2 separate regions of the Homo sapiens genome follow, and region 2 is linked to region 1. The links are chromatin loops, found by intact Hi-C in ENCODE. Cell type or tissue: Calu3. All regions are shown on one strand. Links, peaks and the distances in the headings refer to the core of each region. The heading gives the core; the rest is flanking DNA.

Evidence for each region. A loop is a pair of places that touch in the nucleus more often than their neighbours do. Peaks named below come from ENCODE experiments on the same cell type or tissue, not always from the same donor. Only the 100,000 strongest peaks of a DNase experiment are listed, where the experiment ranks them.
Region 2: a loop joins it to region 1, with 4 times the contacts of the local background. A loop is called at or near these places in 6 of 110 quality-filtered maps.

Annotation. Positions count from the first base shown.
Region 1 is chr11:84,386,177-84,395,342 of GRCh38, reverse strand. The region is part of intron 7 of DLG2 (discs large MAGUK scaffold protein 2); the gene reads left to right. Among named protein-coding and RNA genes, the nearest start is that of DLG2-AS2, 750 kb to the right of the region's middle. In Calu3, for the core only: no CTCF peak of the experiment used is centred there; a DNase peak (open chromatin) is centred at 4,722.
Region 2 is chr11:84,709,357-84,718,522 of GRCh38, reverse strand. All of the region lies in intron 6 of DLG2 (discs large MAGUK scaffold protein 2), which reads left to right. Among named protein-coding and RNA genes, the nearest start is that of DLG2, 910 kb to the left of the region's middle. In Calu3, for the core only: a CTCF peak has its summit at 4,036 (motif pointing right); a DNase peak (open chromatin) is centred at 4,052.

The DNA.
Region 1 (9,166 bases), core at 337-8,336:
GCATTTGCAACCAAATGAATTTAAGCTTTGAAATCAACCCACAAAGACTTCATATTGGAATTGTGGGATATGGATTATAAAATACTTATTGTTTAAAATAATTAAAGACGAACTTGAATAAACAGTACAGGAAATTGTAAAAACCGCCCAGCTGACTTGAAAAAAAAATAAAGAGAACTTTAATAAAATAAACAAATTGAAATTAAAAACAAGTTGAGAAGTGTAACAGCAAATTAGTCAAAGCTGAAGAAACAATGAATCAACTAGTCCAGAAAATTTATCCAGAATTCACAGAGGCAAAAAGATGGGAAATATGAGAAGTGAGAGGACATTGAGCTAGGTGAGGACTGGTGAGTATCCAACAGGCATTACAGAAGGAGGGGATAAACAGCATGTGGCAGAGGCAACATTTGAAAAGAGAAGGGCTAGGTGCTGTGACTCACGCCTGTAATCTCAGCACTTTGGGAGGCCAAAGTGGATGGATCACGAGGTCAGGAGTTTGAGACCAGCCTAACCAACTGGGTGAAACCCCATCTCTACTGAAAATACAAAAATTAGCTGGGCGTGCTGGTGCACACCTGTAATCCCAGCTACTTAGGAGGCTGAGGCAGGAGAATCGCTTGAACCCAGGAGGCAGAGGTAGCTGAGATCACGCCATTGCACTCCAGCCTGGGTGACAGAGCAAGACTCCATCTCAATAAAATAAAAAAAAGAAAAAGTAAGTAGGCAAGAGGTTTCTAGAATTGATAAAATGCGCAAATACAGAGATTCAAGGAGAAACAAGAATTGTAAACAGATTTTTTTAAAAGTCTGCACCCAGACATAGCATGGTGAAAATGAGAAAGAGCCATCTTAATAGAAGAGTGGTAAGGTGGCTGAGAGGGAGGGATGCAGAGAGGGCAGTGTATATCTCAATATATATTGAGAAAATAACTGTCATGCTATAACTTTTGTCTTTAAAAATGAAGGCTAAATAAAGATATTTTCAGGGAAAAAAAAAAAAACTGAAAGACTTTGGCACCAGCAGAACTTCTCTAAAGAATGTTCTAAAAAAATGCCCCATAGGCAGAAGGAAAGTGATCCTAGAGTGCCATGTATCTGAATTAATCTAAATGAACATATATTTTATAAAAGAAAAACATTGCTTTGTGTGGTTAAAAAATTGAGACCAGGTGCAGTGGCTCATGCCTATAATCCCAGCACTTTGGGAGGCTGAGGCGGGTGGATCGCTTGAGATCAGGAGTTCGAGACCAGCCTGGCCAACATAGTGAAACCCTGTCTCTACTAAAAATAGCTGGGCGTGTTGATGCATGCCTGTAATCACAGCTACTCGGGAGGCTGAGGCAGGAGAATTGCTTGAACCCAGGAGGTGGAGGTTGCAGTTAGCCAAGATCACGCCTCTGCACTCCAGCCTGAGTGACAAAGTGAGACTCTGTCTAAACAAACAACAAAAAAAATTGAACAGAGTAAAAATATGATGACAATAATGTATTAATGATGTGTATACATTAATAAGAAGTAGGAGAGTAAAATTGACTAAGTTTAGAATTTGATAAGTAAACGTTATAATTTCAAGGGTGACCACTTTTAAAAAGGGAAACAAAAATAAACTATATAATTTTAAAAAGTCATCTAAAAGAAAGAAAAAAATAAACACAAAACAGTTTGGGCAAATTAAGAGCAAAAATAAGGTAGCTAGAAAGCCAAATATGTAGCTTCCTGTATTAAACATTATTGAAACTACTGCTACACAAAACTAGATAGCTGCATCTCACAATGTAATGGTAAGAGAAATAGGCAAGTCACATTTTGTGTGATTCTGTTTCTATATAGTTCAAAATAGGTAAACTGTACTATATTGTCAAAGAATGAAGGATGGCAAAATCTATAAAGAAAAACAAGAACATAACTATTACAAAAGTTAGAGTAGTGCTTAGCTGTAGACAGACAGAAAGGATTTAGAGTGATACTTCATAACTACTTTTTAAACTGCACATATTTTATATACTCTTCTATATATGTTTTATATACATATATCTTCTAATAAGAATGTTTCCAAAAGATAAGTTTATATATAAATAAATGATACCATATGCATCTTTGCTATACAAGTTTTTCTTCATGTTTTGTGTTATTTCTTTAAAGTAAATGCTCAGAATGGAGATCAATGGTGAAAGATATTTATATATTTAGCCTCCTTAACTACAGTGATTCAAAGGCGATCCCGTCTGATTTCTAGGCCATTTTCTTAGTGAATACACATTATAGCTCACACGTTATTAAGTTATTTACCAAAAATTTAATGTCACCTTATGCCACCAGAAATGCATGAGTACCAATGTCTTTTTATTTGCATCCATACTTTTTTTAAAATGTTCATTTTGAAGCAAATTTAATAGGCAATTCTATTATATATTTTCAACTATATTTATGCTATGTTAAAAAAGTTTATCATTACAAAGAAGCCCAGCCGAAGGGTGAAGAACATGGCTCCTGAACCCAAACTGCCCAAATTAGAATCCTAGCTCTGTCTATAGTAACTAAGTTTAGAATTTGATAAGTAAACGTTATAATTTCAAAGGTGTAACTACAAAAACTTGGACAAGATGTTTTACCTAAGATATTTTACCTGTCTCTATTTTCTTCTCTGTAAAATGAGAACAATAATAGAATCTACCCAATGGAGTTGTTGCAAGAATTACATGTAAACTGCCAAAAACAACGTCTGATACATAGTAAGTGTTCAATACATGCTTGCAAATACTTTATTATTACAAGAATAGACCAAAATGGATTTGACCTCAGTGAAAATCACATTCCTTGAACATCGTAAGTATGATCAGTAAAATATAATATGGCCAACCTACAAGACAAATACTAACCTACACCTCTAAGACCATTGGCATATGAATGTCATGGATGTCATTTTTGCTTTGAGGGGTTCTAGTATTTAATGCTGACCTTGTGAATAGAGTATGAATCAAAGAGAGGGATGGAGAATGTTTGCAATCATCAGTTTAATTCAAAACTGAAATATTGCACTACGTCTCTGGCTTTGTAGTAGGCATTTAGAACATAGTAGTGTGCGAGGCTCTGCACGCTAGCGGGGAAAACAAAAAGCGAACAACTAAGTATTGGAAGAAGAAGTACAGGGGCACAATGGGAGCAAAAGAACAGGAGATCCAGGTCTCATTTAAGGTGTAAAGGAAAGCTTCCCTGGAAAAAGTCATATTTAGCACTTACTAGTGTACAAATCTGTGACAGATACATTGTGTCATAATTGATTCTTCACAAAGACTCCATTAGGTAGATACCAAATCCCTATTGTATAGATAAGAAAGCTGAGATTCAGAGAGGATGACTGGATAAGTGAAGCTGTTTCTTCATTTCCAGTGACCCACTCAGATTCCCATGGAATGGAAAACTAACGCTGGTGGCACTTATGGTTCTCTTTGTACCCCCTTAGCTGGCAAAATTTAAAATCCACTGTGAGCCAAATTCTAGCATACTAAACTGCAAACAGCTGCTTTGGCTTTTTTTTTTTTTTAACATTAACAGAAAATCCCAAGCTAAATTTAAATTTGGTTTTTAGGAAGAAACAATTCGAGGGAAAATAATCAGCATCTAGTTTTGTTTGCTTTCCATTAAGAAGTCTCGGAATACAATCAGCTGTAGTGATACTATTAAATGCTCAGGAAGTATTCAGACAAATTCACATCTCTACTAGCATGCCACCCTTGTCTTGTCTTGGAGTTCATTAACTTTCAGTTATGCTTGAATTCATTGTTCATTAGGTTATGGTAAAATATCGATTGTTTGATACTTAATATTGAAATGTAATATAAAGACTGGTTGTTGGAAAGATGAAATATCAAAACCATTTGTTTGGGTTGGGTTATTGGTAAAAATAGAACTAAGCTGTCTCAAAGGATGGTCTACCTCATCCAACCTCTTCCCCAAATGAGTAAACATTGTCATTGGTTTCTTATGTATCCTTTCAGACATTCTTTATCATCCAATCAAATATTTCATATTTTTTATATAAAGGATAACGTACATACTTGTCTGCATTTTAATTTTTTGTCACTTAATAATATATCGTCAAGATCTTCCCATATCAGCACTTGTTTTTAGAGCTTTCCCTGTATGAATGTAGCATAACTTATTAAGTAGTTTCCTACTGATGAGTATTTGGGTTTCTAATAATGTCCTCTTACAACTAAACCTAGTGACATTAACATTCACTGAATATAGGTGTATCCCTCAACTTTCAACCTTGTGTGTAGGTAGGATGGGGACACGTGTCTCAGTTAATCAATGAGATAGGAAGAGAATTAGCATAAGCAGTTTCAGGCCTGACTCTTAAAACTGTTGTCTGCAACTCTCCAACATTCTCTCCACCTGCCAGACCCCTTAGAAATCACCTTTCAGATGGTATCATTACAAGAGGAAGGAGCGCTGCTGCCCTGCTGCCGCACCAGCATCTGACTTCTATGAGTGACAGATAAACTGTCCACATGGTAAGCCGCTGAGATTTTATGGTTACCATGGTATCACCTATTGTTTTCTGACTAATACAAACCCACTACTTCATATGTGCACAAATGTATTTATGAAATAAATTCCCCACAGTGGAATTTTAGCTTTAACTTCTCTTTCTCACAGCCTCTAAGACCAGGTGATCACCAGACTCTATAATTTATCCAAGTGCTCCCCCTTTGGGCCCAGGCTTCACATTCCATAGATGCTGCTCAGGTTTAGGTCATTCCTGTTTACCACCTGCGGTCTCCTTGCCATTCGAAACTCATACAGTTTTTCCTGACCTCTCCCCTACAAACCCTTTAAAGGTTGCCAACAGTTTACAGGATTAACTCTAGATTTTTCTAACCTGGCATTCAAGCCTAACCACACTAACATATAAAAGAAGATAGTACAGTAAAGTGTCTGGCATGGAGTCGGTACTCAACAAATGGTGGTAGTCATTACATTTTATAGCCCCTTCCTACAACAAAATAGTGCCTTTTGTGCAGTTGACATTTAATAAATAATTACCAGTGGACTCTATTATCAGGGGAACTCATAATTCACTAAGTTATGTTACCGTAGTATTCCTTGATATTTTTGTTTCACAGCTTAGTTTTAAGGTTTAATCTTCTTAGAGTGTTGATTAATTAGAGAATTGGATGTAAAGGCTGTAGAAAAGTAGCTCATAAAATTTTTGGTAAAACATTTAGGGAAGCATTCCTTTGTAACTGGGATGGATTATGCAATAGTACATATGGCATCCAAAGATGATTATACCACTTAAGGCAATATTAAAAACAGTGTATCAAACTGAATATTCATATTGAACATATATACCTAAATGATACTGCTAAGTCATAATCAAGTTGGAATAACTGTTGTTAGCATTTTTGAACCATCACATTCCAAGAGATAATTATTTGCATATTGTTACCTCATGAATTTGAAGTAAGCCCATAGATAATCTGAAGTGTTTAAAAATGTTCATGAGTTGAGTTTGATGTTCCTGCCAGAGCTAGCTGCATTTCTTACTGTAGGAATTATGAAATAGAATTTTATTTCTGTTGACAAAGGCTAGATGCTTACCAGTTCAAAAGAGACAAATATTAATATAATCTTGGTTATGTTTCACATTGATTTAATTGATTTAAATAAAAAAGTGTGAAATTATTCTGGAGGATAAATCCAGTTGTCTTGGAAACTTTGAAGCAATAAAATGAAAACAAGATATTGTCATGCTTCAAATGCAAAGGCTATGAATATAAATCAACTCTAAATTTATTTCAATTTTATTCCAGTGTAAACAAAATTATTGTTAAGGCCCAAAAAGAAAATTAAGCATACAATTAATACAAAACAATATATACCATGTAATATATTTTTATTTATATTACAGGTACAAAAATATCTGAATTCAGCATTTTGGTATTGACTTGGGACAGGTTTTTATGGAGTTTTAACTGAAGAACAGAAGTTTAAAAACATCAGAGTCCTCCCCTCTTCCCTTGATCACTAGTAATTTCACATTTATATGTACTTTACAAGGCTGTGCAAAGTACCCAAGTCTGGAAATCTCATTTACTCTGGTTACAAACTTTAAGTAATACAACAACATAATAAATACAATGAAATACCCTTTATATTGGACTTTGCTGAGGAAACCTCAGAAATGTTAGCGAGTTCTTTTCAAATTAATCCTCCTAGCAACATTAGCTGTAGAGATTAGCTATAGATATGGTGCTCTCTAATACTTTGCAGAAAATAAAATGCAGGGAGTTGACATAAAGGCTTTTAGAAGCAACAACCCAGTCTATATGAAAGCCTGCAAATTAAAGTATATCCTTTAGTGGAGGAAAGCAAACTCAATCTCTAAGCTAAATATTCAGGGAGAAAACTGGATACTCTGAGAGTCTCAGAGTGACATCCAAGAATTTCAATGTAGTCAGTGAACAAAGGAATACAAATTTAAGCAGAGCAAGAGTTACATGATTTTTTATGATTATAAATAATTATTTCTTTAGTAGCAGAGATAAATGGCTTCTGCATGTTTCTACTTCCAATTCCTGACATCCACTTTTTCTTCTTTATTCTCTTCTTCCTCGTTTCCTTTTTTATCACATTTATCACATGCTCCTCTCTTTTGAGGTTTTCTCCCATTTGCTGCTTCATCTCGTAGCCAGAGATGGGCTTCTCTAAAACATGACATTTCTAGAAACACAGGGTACTGAAATAATTGTAATCTAAAATGTTTAAATTTGTGAAATTTGAATAAATTAGGAATCTATAAATTAAAATGAAATAGCTGCCCTCTTTTCTACTACCCAATTCCAGAAAACAGCCCATCCAGCCCACCTCATTACATCATCACAAAACATACACAATAAAAAATGGCAAACCAAAGACTAGTGGGAGGTTCTTGTTATTAGACCACCCTTTTAATTTTCCCCCTGTAGGCAATTTGGAAAATTATTAGAGATGGAATAGATGTGGGTTTTTTTTTGATAGATTCTTTGAGATTGACAATATGAAAGATTTAGTTTAGATCACGCAATAGGATCTGTAGCCTCTTGGTAATTAATGACACGGCCATCCGCCCTCTACTTATGGTACTTCCCTCCAGTAATAACTTCTCTGCTGTTATTATTGGAATTCTGTGTATCTGTAGGATAAGTCGAATATATGTTTGTCAGTGAGGCTGTTTGTTATTATACGTCCCCAGTGTATGGTTGCACCTATAATGGTGCAGTGTAGAACAACAAGAAGATAGAAAACTGATAGAAAAGGGGGAGCATTAACTCTAAGAAACACATGAGACATTTTTGCTGGAAGAAATCATCTCCACACTAAAGTTTTCCCTCCCTACAATTGGCTTTGGAGAGTATGTGCATGGTCTTTGACAAGGCAACAAGGTTCCAGTCATAGATATTAGCCAGCCCTTCTCATAACATTGACACTTCATCAGAATGTAGAAGTAGAAAAATCTGAAGAACTGTTTTTGTAGCTTTATTTACTTTCAGGTAATCCATATCCCGTGGTCTTCTGAGTAAACCTGAAAAGATACTTGAAGTATACGTAAGGCAAAGGGATATTATAGATATAAAGCCATAATATAACATACAAATTATGTTGATAAAGTTAGATTGATAAATGTAACTCTAACATTTGATCTTTGTGGCATTTGGGTACTGTACACTTCTTGGAACAGGAGTATTGTCTCTCATTTAGCTTTTGCATGCCCAACCACACCTAGCAAAAGGCCTACTATTGAGCAGTTATGTTTAGACATGTTTCTATATTAAAGATGCCTCAGGGGCTAGGCAACAAAGCTGAACACTGACCATAGTTGGCTATTTATTTTTTTGTGAGGAGATTGTAATATTTTTCTGTATAACTAATTTCTTAATAATTATAATGATTATAATTATAAATTCTATATAACCAATTTCTTAAAAATTTTATACTTTTGGGTACAAATGAGAACTATTCCAGGAGAGAGGTAATTTATGTACAACTTTAATGTAACCTAATAAAAAGGGTGACATCCATCACCTTTGCTGTATTATATTATTTAGATGTCAATCACCACTTCAACTCAAGGGGAAGGTACTAGGTAAATGCATGGACTCTAGCGCCCACCTGGGAGCTACTGGAAGCCTGGGGACGCTGCCCCAGTGTGGTGATGGGGGATGACCTGGGACTCAACTGCTTCCACCACTTCTTACTCAGAAGAGCAAGGAAGAGGTGGTGGGGAGTTCCAAAACGACATGAGTACAAATGGCCTGGAGAGTAATCAATTTAAATAAAAGAGGTTCAGAATCTTCTAAAGGAAGCTTACAAAAGCAGTGACTTCACAGAATAAATGATATAATCAAGAGTCTGTAAATAACTAAAAATATGACAATAAAGGCAATAAAGGCAAATAGCGTAGGAAAAACTCTAGGAAGGCTGGTGAAGTACTATATTTTTCAGGCCTACAAAGCAAACTATGCAAGACGATACAAATATAAAACAAATTTTGATGCATTTTAAAATGCATGGTTTGTGAAGGAAAAAAATCTATTTGACCTCGATGTGAGAAACATTCTCTCATGAGTGATCCAAGGTTCGTGACATTGGATTTGCAAAGAAAAAAATGCATCAACATATTACCTGACCTGGCACTAACAGTATTTACAAAACAATTATAATATGATGGCCATTTATTGATTTTCAACTTTTAGCAATATTGTGTAACAAAATGTAGAAAATATTGTTATGGTTGTATGACAAAATATAAATATCAACAATCTTAAAATTATAGAAGTAAATATTTAGCTGACAGAAGAGGGGATGTGGAAGGAAGAATGATGACTAATATTGACATTTTACAGATTGTGGAGTTGAGGAAGACTGTCAAATATTGAAATAAGAGAGAGATTTTTAAGAAATTAGTTACAGAGTTAACAGGACTCAAATAATATTATAAATATCAAACATACCAAAAGGATATAGTAGGAGAGTAGTGTGAGTAACTAAATCTTCATTTTTCATGTATAGAAATCAATAGATACTAAAGTTGACAAATAAAAAATTAGAGGTATACTCATATAAGGGTAAAGAGACACCCTAAAAAATAAAGTAAGGACAATTCCCAGAGGAGTGT
Region 2 (9,166 bases), core at 416-8,415, 320 kb before region 1:
ATTTACAAACAAGTTTCTTTTATGCTGTTAGGTTTTCCCCTAACTTTCAAACCATATTGGAGGGAATTAAAATAATTTCAAGCACACACTTTTTTTTTTAAGGCTAAGGAAATACATTAGTTTAACTTTCTTTATGTTCTCTTCCTTTTGGTATTCGGATTTAACAAATTCACTTTATGAGAGAGATTCATGTCAATAGAGTGAAACACCTATGTCATGTGTGTTTGCAGACATCGTTTTTTGAAAAATAAATTAATGTTATGTGAAAATAAAATAATGCTTTTAGAGACTCTAACCCATCTTATTTTGCAAAGTATTTGAATAAGATAATTCTCAAATCCCTTTATAATGGGATCAATTATTATATTATAACCATACTTAACAGAAGGTTAATTATAGATGGGTTGACATAAGGATTCTATCTTATAATCTTAAATATGGAAAGAGTATTGGGACTTTCTACTGTAGCCTTCCTCCTAGTGAAGTTCTTCAACATTATCTGACAGATGACAACAGAAAATAATATGCAAAATTTACCTCACAGACAGGCTTAAGTTTCAAAGCTAAATTTTATACTTACTATTGATATGATTTATGTAAGTCTCAGTTTCTTCATATGTAAAGTGGCCACAGCAATAACTACTGCAGTATATATTACTATGTCATTGTGAGAAATAACAGTTAAATGAGATGCATGCAGTACTTACTATGTATAAATTCATCAAATGATTGTTGCTTATATGGCCTTAATTATTTTCATAGCTTCACTGAGGTGGGCTTATTACTTATAGGAGAAACTGCTCCCACTGTTATTAAGATAGTTCTCTTGATAAATTCTTCATCTTTATTAAGAAATCAATCATTACTTTTCCCAAAGTTATTTTTCTTTGCTCTATGCTGTTTATGTAAAATATAGGAACCATTTATATATTGATATGACATTCATAAAATGAAGTACATTTATGAAAATTAATTAACAAATTATACTATTATTCCATTTGATCAGCAAATATTTATTGACCACACTAGAAATTCTACACACTGGAGGCATAGCAATAAACTGCTCTTGTTCCCTTTGGTCTCAAATTTAAGTGATATGGCAGATGATTACATTTCTTACAATATTGATTTAAGAAAAAAATATAAAATAAGGATTTTCATTGAATCTTTTAGTAATTAAAATGGGATTTAAATAATTTTTGAAAAAATCATGGAGACACAGATTTCAATAAGGATACTTCAGAAACCTGCAGTCATTTCAAGATTACCTACTAAGTGTGAAAATAAGATTATTAGGATGAATATTTATTTCCTTTCCTGAAAGTTATTTACATGGCAAAGTCTAAAACCATTTTCATGGGTAGGCCAGACTGTCAGTTTCAAAAACACTAAAACTGTTTGCTCTAATTATCTCAGAATGGCTTCAAGGATGCTGAGTAATTTGAGCTTTCAAGCTAGACACTCAAAAGTTATCTTCTTTTGTCACTTAGCCATCTCCAGGGTCCGTCTTGTTGCATCCTGAGAGCTATTCAATTTAGTTAACTGACTATACGACTTATGACTGTAAACATGGAGTGTCTTTCCATGCTAGGCATTATGATGGGCATTAGAGATACAAACGTAAGTACAACACCATTTATTCCAGAAATTAATTCCAAGCCTATTGAGGAAGTAATTCCACTTCTTTTATTAAAATACAGATCACCTACAGTCCCATCTAACCTTAAGTTCTCATGAGAGAAACCAAAATAACCTTCTTCCAAAAAAAAAGATTTTCTATTATATCAGTTCCCCCCTACCTTTTTTTTTTTTTTTGCCCCTGTCCATATGCCATCATCACACCTACAAGGCTATTTATGGGAATGGGCTTGCCATGGGGAAGGAGGTCTTCTAAAAGGTTTTTTTCTTTGTCATAGTAGTTTTTATGTCATTATCAGAAAATAGGCATCAACTTTACCTTCACTTAACTGTTTTCTCCATCCACAAAGATCAAAGTATTGAATTTAATTTCAAGGGCCAGCCTATATAGTATTTCTCTTTCCTTTATCTTGTCTATAGCTGCATTGCAAAGGTCCACAGTCCATGTGTGTGTGTCTCCCTTCTTTTATTCCCCAATATTTCTAAGATAAAAATACATACAAACATAAAAGAATATTTGTTATTTGTCCTAATATTCTAAAAATACTTTATAAATTACAGTATTCTCTACAATTATTCCTTTGCTTTACTATTTTAATTAAAAGGAAGATGTAATTGAAATATGGCTTATGTTAAAAAAAATGCACAAGGGACCTGGATAGACACTTCTTCAAAGGAGACATTAAAATGGCCAGTGGGTACAAGGAGAGGTGCTCAACATCGTTAAGTATCAGGAAAATGAGAATCAAAACCACAGTGAGATATCATCTCATACTATTAAAATGGCTGTTATCAAAAAGACAAGAGGTAACCAGTGTTGTCAAGGGTATGGAGAAAAGGGAACCTATGTACACTGTTGGTGAGAATGTAAATTAGTGTGATAATTATGGAAAACAGTGTGAAGGTTTCTAAATGTATTACAAATAGAATTACCATATAACCTAGCAATCCCCTTTTAGATATATAACCAAAGGAAACGAAATTAGCATCTCACAGAGATATCTGCATTCTCATGTTCACTGCAACACTATTTTAAATAATTCATAATAGCCAAGATATGGAAACAACCTAAGTGTTCATTGACAAATAAATGGATGAAGAAATTGTGGCATGTATCTATTTTATAGAGATACATTTATATCTATTCTATAAATTAGAATATTATCCAACCTTTGAAAAGAAGGATAACCTTACATTTGCAATAACATGGATACACCTGGAGGACATTAAACTAAATGAAATAAACTGAAGATAGGAAAATGCTGCTGACCTCACTTATATGTGGAATGTAAAAAAAAAGTAGAACACATACAAACTCAGTAGAATGGTGGTTATGGGAGATTGGGAGGAAATTTGAAGATGTGGGTTGCAGGAAACAAAGTTGCGGTTATGTGGAATGAATAAACCTAGAGATCTCAGGTACAGTGTTTGGACTATAGTTAATATTGGATTGTATACCAGAAATTTGCTAAGAGAGTAGATTTTAGGTATTCTTACATACACACACACATACACACACACAGAGTGTAACACAGATAATGGGTATGTTAATTAGTTTGGCTGTAGTAACCATTTCACTATATCAAAACATTATGTTGTATATTTTGAATATTTACAGTTTTAAAAGAAACATGGCTAAAACTTGAGCACCTCTTTCTTTCTCATAATAGCAATTTGTTAATATAACAGCTCAACTGAACCACTGTGAAGCCCGTAGGACACATCAGGTATCTTCAATATTGTTTTTATATATTAAGATAGGGGAAAGTTTTTGAAAATGTTATAGAGTCCTGAAATTTTATTTTTTTCTGGTGAGTATTTGGACCTTTTGTAACTGCCCTAACCCTCAAAGGAAAGGAGTCATCTTCTAGAAAGCAACCTACCTTTCTTCTACAGGGTGACTCTCACAAAAGAGAGAATAGGGAGAGTAAGTGGAAGGTTAAAATGGAAGAAAATGGAAAAATAAAAAAGGGAGGGAATCAGAAGAAGAAAGGGATGAGTTCAAGGACTAAAACAGCAAAAGGAAGGGGTAAAATAATTTGGTTTTATTAAACATATATACAGTATCTTAGGTGTTTTACCAGTGTTATTTCTTCCAATCTCCGTAGTTACCAGGCAAACAGAAGAAGGAGCAGGGAAGGAAAGAAAATAGAACAGAATGATAGGAAGGGAAAGATGGGAAGGGAAAGTCTTGGGTGGGGCGGGGAGGCAGAGAGAGAGAGAGAGAGAGAGAGAGAAAGAGAGAGAGAGAGAGAGAGAGAAAGAGAAAGAGAAAGAGAAAGAGAAAGAAAGAGAAAGAGAAAGAGAAAGAGAAAGAGAAAGAGAAAGAGAGAGAAAGAGAAAGAGAAAGAGAAAGAGGAAATGGGTTGTGGGCTCCCAGCCTCCAGAGGGTGCTCTAACACTCACCCAATATCAGAGGGCCTGTCAGCACCTCCTTGGTGGACAGTTCCCTGGAACCTTCTGCCTTTCTCCACCTCTCCCAGACCCCTTTTTCCTGCCTAGACAGTCTCTGTGGCAGAGAAGTAGTTTTGTTTGCCCATTTGTTTATTTAAATGTGGCCAACTTTGTTGTAAAACATTAGTGGTAGCAGAGGAGCCATCAATTCATATATCATTATGCATATTTTTTGTCACTAGCAGGGTAGTTTCCCTTTACCTATTTTGAATATTGCCAAAGGTTGACCATTTTGGTATATGTTTTTTTTTTATTTTATAGTAACATGTGTTCATTGAAATATATTAGAAAAAAACAGAAATTCAAAAAACAAACTTTAGAAAATACTTTTTGTTTCAGAGGACTAGATGTAAAAACTTAATATTTTAGTGTGTATTTTCCTAGTTTCCCAGTACTATTTTGGTTTCCTTGGTTTATACATGACTTATTTTAAAAGTGTAGTTGTAATCATGTTGAGTCTGCATTTGAATAATTTAAATTTATATTAGGCTTTGTGAATGTATTTTAATTGCTGTATAACAGTTAACCATCCTTTTGATATTTTGGCTTTTTTCCCCTTAAATTTTCTACTATTAAAAATAAAATCAACATCTTGGGGAATAAGTCTCTTTTGGATTTAAAATTATTTCCTTTGGATAGGATAGAATAAGTAAAATTACTAAGTCAGATTTTAAAAAATAATTTAAGATGCTTGATGATGGGTATTTCTGCATTTATTTTAATCATAGTTATATAAATTTATATTGCTGCAAGCTACTTTATATGTCATCACATTCTTCATCTTTACTTTATGGATTTGTAAATAAGAGGTAGTCTAGTTTTTCTCCTGTGAATCGGGTTAAAACTCTGTTAGACTTTGAGTTAATAGGAGTCTCACGACTATATTGCTTTGTATCACCTCAAAAATACCTAATATGCAAAAAATCCAAGTGTTCAAAATTGGTACATTAAGGAGACAGCTATTTACATTGCCAAGACTTCAGTTTCTCTCTCAATACATACACACACTGACCTGCTACCAGTTGTCAGACAGTGTTTTCAGAAATGTCAACTCACTTAATCTTTACAGTGCCCCTTTGAGATGGGTATAGTAGTTACCCTGGTTACCCCAGTGTTACAGGTAGAGAAATTGGGGTGCAGGTGGTTTAAGTAATTTGCCCAAAGTCATATCACTCTTAAATAGCAGAGCCAAAATTTGAACCTAAGCAGGTTAGATTTGGAATATACACTCATTTCCAATATAATTTTGTACTCTTTCAAATAGCAGGATTCTATGCTTAAGTGCCTTTAAGCTATGAGTCAATTTGCAAAAATGTCATTTATGCACACCTGAATTTGAATGTAAGGTACACTGATGAGAGGAGTCAGTTTTATTGTACAAGAATTTCTTTTGAGAGGAGTTTGATCCAAACATCATTTCTCATAGTATTCACACTATCATTTTCTGCATGAGGTTATTAAATCACATGGATAGAATATGACTTACTCAAGGTCACACAGCAAGTTACACAGCCAAGGCTACAACTAGGTCTTCTAGTTTCGAACTCAATGTTATTCTTTCTACGTCATGACCTCTAACTCTGAACTAGAAGTTTTGGAAATCAAGGTGAGAAAAGAGAAACTGACAAGTTTTATCTGCAAGAAGTTGGAAAAATAACACCCTCCTTTCAGGACTGTTGTAAAAATTAAGTGATAGATCACATATCAAAACATTTAGCACAATGCCTGGTATGTGGTAACTATAAAATAAGTGGATTTTTTTTCTATTTTATTAAACTACTTTACATATTGCTGAGAAGATGTAGATTGCAGATAGAGTCAACTGGGTAGTATTAAATCAAACACTTTGAAATTCACCTATCAGTAAATTGGAGGTATTTTAACCTACCAACACGTTGTTGAAGGCTTCTAATGCTACAAAAAGAAGAATCTAGAAGTTTATATAATTCATACCAAAAACAAAAATCCTAGATTATACCTGACCCAGAAAGAGAAAATGAAAAATGAGCTAAGGAGTTAAACAGGTGCTGAATGTCCCAAACAAGCAGGCTGCATTGACCTTTTGACCCCCTTGACAATACATACTTGCCACTTCAAGGTCTTTTACAGTTTTTATTTTTAATTTTAGAAAATTTGAGAGAAAAACGTTGAATATAAAAAAATAAGGAGGGTTAACTTTTATGCCACCAATAAAGTATGTTCACAGAAAGGGAATATTGAATTGTACAATTCAGAATACTGAAAGAGCTCAGACTTTAAGAAGCCTTTTGCCTTGTACTCACTTATGGATATCCAGGGAAAGTTTTAAATAAAGTACATATGGTGAAATCATTCCCAGTATCTTTTGAATTAAATTACCCCTGGACTCTTATGGCATGTAATACTTAATAATTGTATCCTAATTGTAATATTCAATTGTAAATTCTGTTTGCTTATCCATTTGCCCGTGTAAACTGTAGGGATTTTAGGGGCAGGAGCCATATTATATTCATTTAGTATAATGCCTGGAAGATCCCTGAAATAAAGACTAGGCATTACTTAATGTGGTACCTTGATGTGGTGGTTAACTTTATGTGTCACCTTGACTGGCCAGACATTTGGTTAAATATCATTCTGGGTATATCTGAGAGATTGTTTCTGGATGAGATTAAATTGGTAGACCCAATAAAGCAGATTGTCCTCCCTAATGTGGGTGAGCCTCATCCAACCAGTTGAAGACCTGAATAGAACAAAAAGCCTGAGTAAGAGGGAGCTCCTCCTGCCTGCCTGCTTTGAGCTGATGCATTGATCTTTACTGGCCTTTGGACTTGAAGTGAAGCATTGGCTCTTTTTGGGTTTTGAGCCTGCTGGCTTTTGTGCTGGAACTTATATCATCAGCTTTCTCAGTTCTCAGGCCTTTAGACTAGAATTGGAACTGCATGTTGGCTCTCTGGGGTCTCCAGCTTGCTGACTGCTGACCTTGGGACAAAACCTCCGTGATAATGGGAACCAATTCATATGTGTGTGGGGGGTGGGGGAGGGGGTGGGGGAGGATAGCTAGATCGATCGATCTCTCTCTCTCTCTCTCTCTCTCTCTCTCTCTCTCTCTCTCTCTCTCTCTTACTGGTTCTGTTTCTTTGGAGAACCCTGAATAATGCAGCTAGTATCTGGGGTGAGATGCCTGGCTCTGTCATCACTAATTGGCCATTCTTGTCTAGTAAGGTACAGAGAAGCTGATAAATCATAAACGCAATCAGATCTCCATGCCATGGTGATCTTATTGAAATTAAAATAGTTTCCTCATAAGGTTATGGATTTACTTTATTGTAAGTCACAGATTATACTTCCAGAGACACCATAGTAGAAAACATTTAAATAGTAGAAAACATTTAAAACTACTTTAATGCTTTTTTCAGCTCTATATATATATATATATATATATCTATATATATATGAATGTACTTGTCAGACTTATGAACACATTATATATTTCAGTGATTATAAAGAACACAGTAATATTTTTTCCATATAAATTTAAATGATGGTGTCAGATAGAATAACAATAGCATCCTGAATGATGGCTTCTGGAAATCTTATAAATAAGGTAATATTTTTGAAACTTCCATTTGTGTGTGTGTATGTGTGTGTGTGTGTAATTCCTAATATAAAATACATAATTTTGATGGGGTTTCATGTATTATCTTTATTGAAGTTTTTTTCCAAATTCCTAAAGTAGTTTAAATTATTTAGTTTGATGAATGAGCACACTAAAAACAGTCATTATCTCTAAAATGCTGGTCCAGTGCACTGTAACAGCCTTAATATCCACATTATGGATTAAACCAGGCAGGGATTAATGATATCACTGCATCATATGGCAAATAATGATACTATCATATTATCAAATAATAATGATATTATTTTATAAGTTCTCAAATAAGATGGCAGCTACTCACATGTCAGTTGGCTTATTATCTAAGGGTAGGAGACTTCGATTTTTCTCTTGGAGCCATGTCTCAAGTATCCTCATTATGGTTTGGTGAAAATCTCCATTTGGAGAAATGTAGGTACACTTGTCCATTAATCAATTTCTAGTTCTCTCTTGAGCATATATATTATGTTTAACATTATAGTGGGCACCTCAGGTTAATGCTCAAATACGGTAAAATAGTTCCTGCCTTGGGGACCTTTCAGTTTTGCTGGTGAGCTAGTACTAAGAAATGTACATGGGAAAAACAACTCACAAAGCAGATTGGACTAACCCTTTTTGGGTGATCACCACCCACAGTGTTTTATTCTAAGGACTTGACATGAATTAATCTATATGCTATTCAAAATTAATCTATACGCTATTCATTTGGAAGTTATTAATTGCTATGTGACACTCTCTCTTCATAAGTACAACTAATATCAGATGAGGGCCCATACAGTAGTTTAAAAGTAGTCTCATACTTCAGTAAGTTGAAGGCCCTGCTCCAGATAATGAGAAGACAAGAGAACCAATGATGTCTTTAGGTATAGAGAAGGATTTTAGGAGTTAGTCAGAGTAAATCTCAGTTTTTTAAAGCCTTGTACTGTGTCAGAAAGGAAAAATAATTTGATTTTCTATTCAAGTCTACAATTGATCTCTATGGTCCAACACTTCTTGAGAAGTGTTGAAAGTAGTAGTGGGGCATTGAAGGTGTGCCTTCCCCTTGGATAGAAGTGGGAAAGGAGAAAGGGAGGAAGAGGGGGAGAGAATGTGAGATTATATATCCTATTCTACCCTCTGTACCAAGCAAAGATACTCTGTGTATGCTCTTGGGCAGGCAAACATAGATGTAAGAAGCAAGTCCTGAGGGTAGAGTTTGGCACTGCAAAGTATTGTGACTGAACCATTAGCTCTGTGACTTTGGGGAAGCTCTTTCACTTCTCTGAGCTCTAGTTTCTTCATCTATATGACATAGATAAGATATATTTAATGTGTTTGTTATACCAACCAAACAAGAAAGCAACAAATACAATGTCTCACATGTAGTAATCATTAAATAAATATTAGTTTTCTTTCTCTTACTCTCTCAGATGTAGTCCTTTCTCTTTTCACTTTTATTTGCAT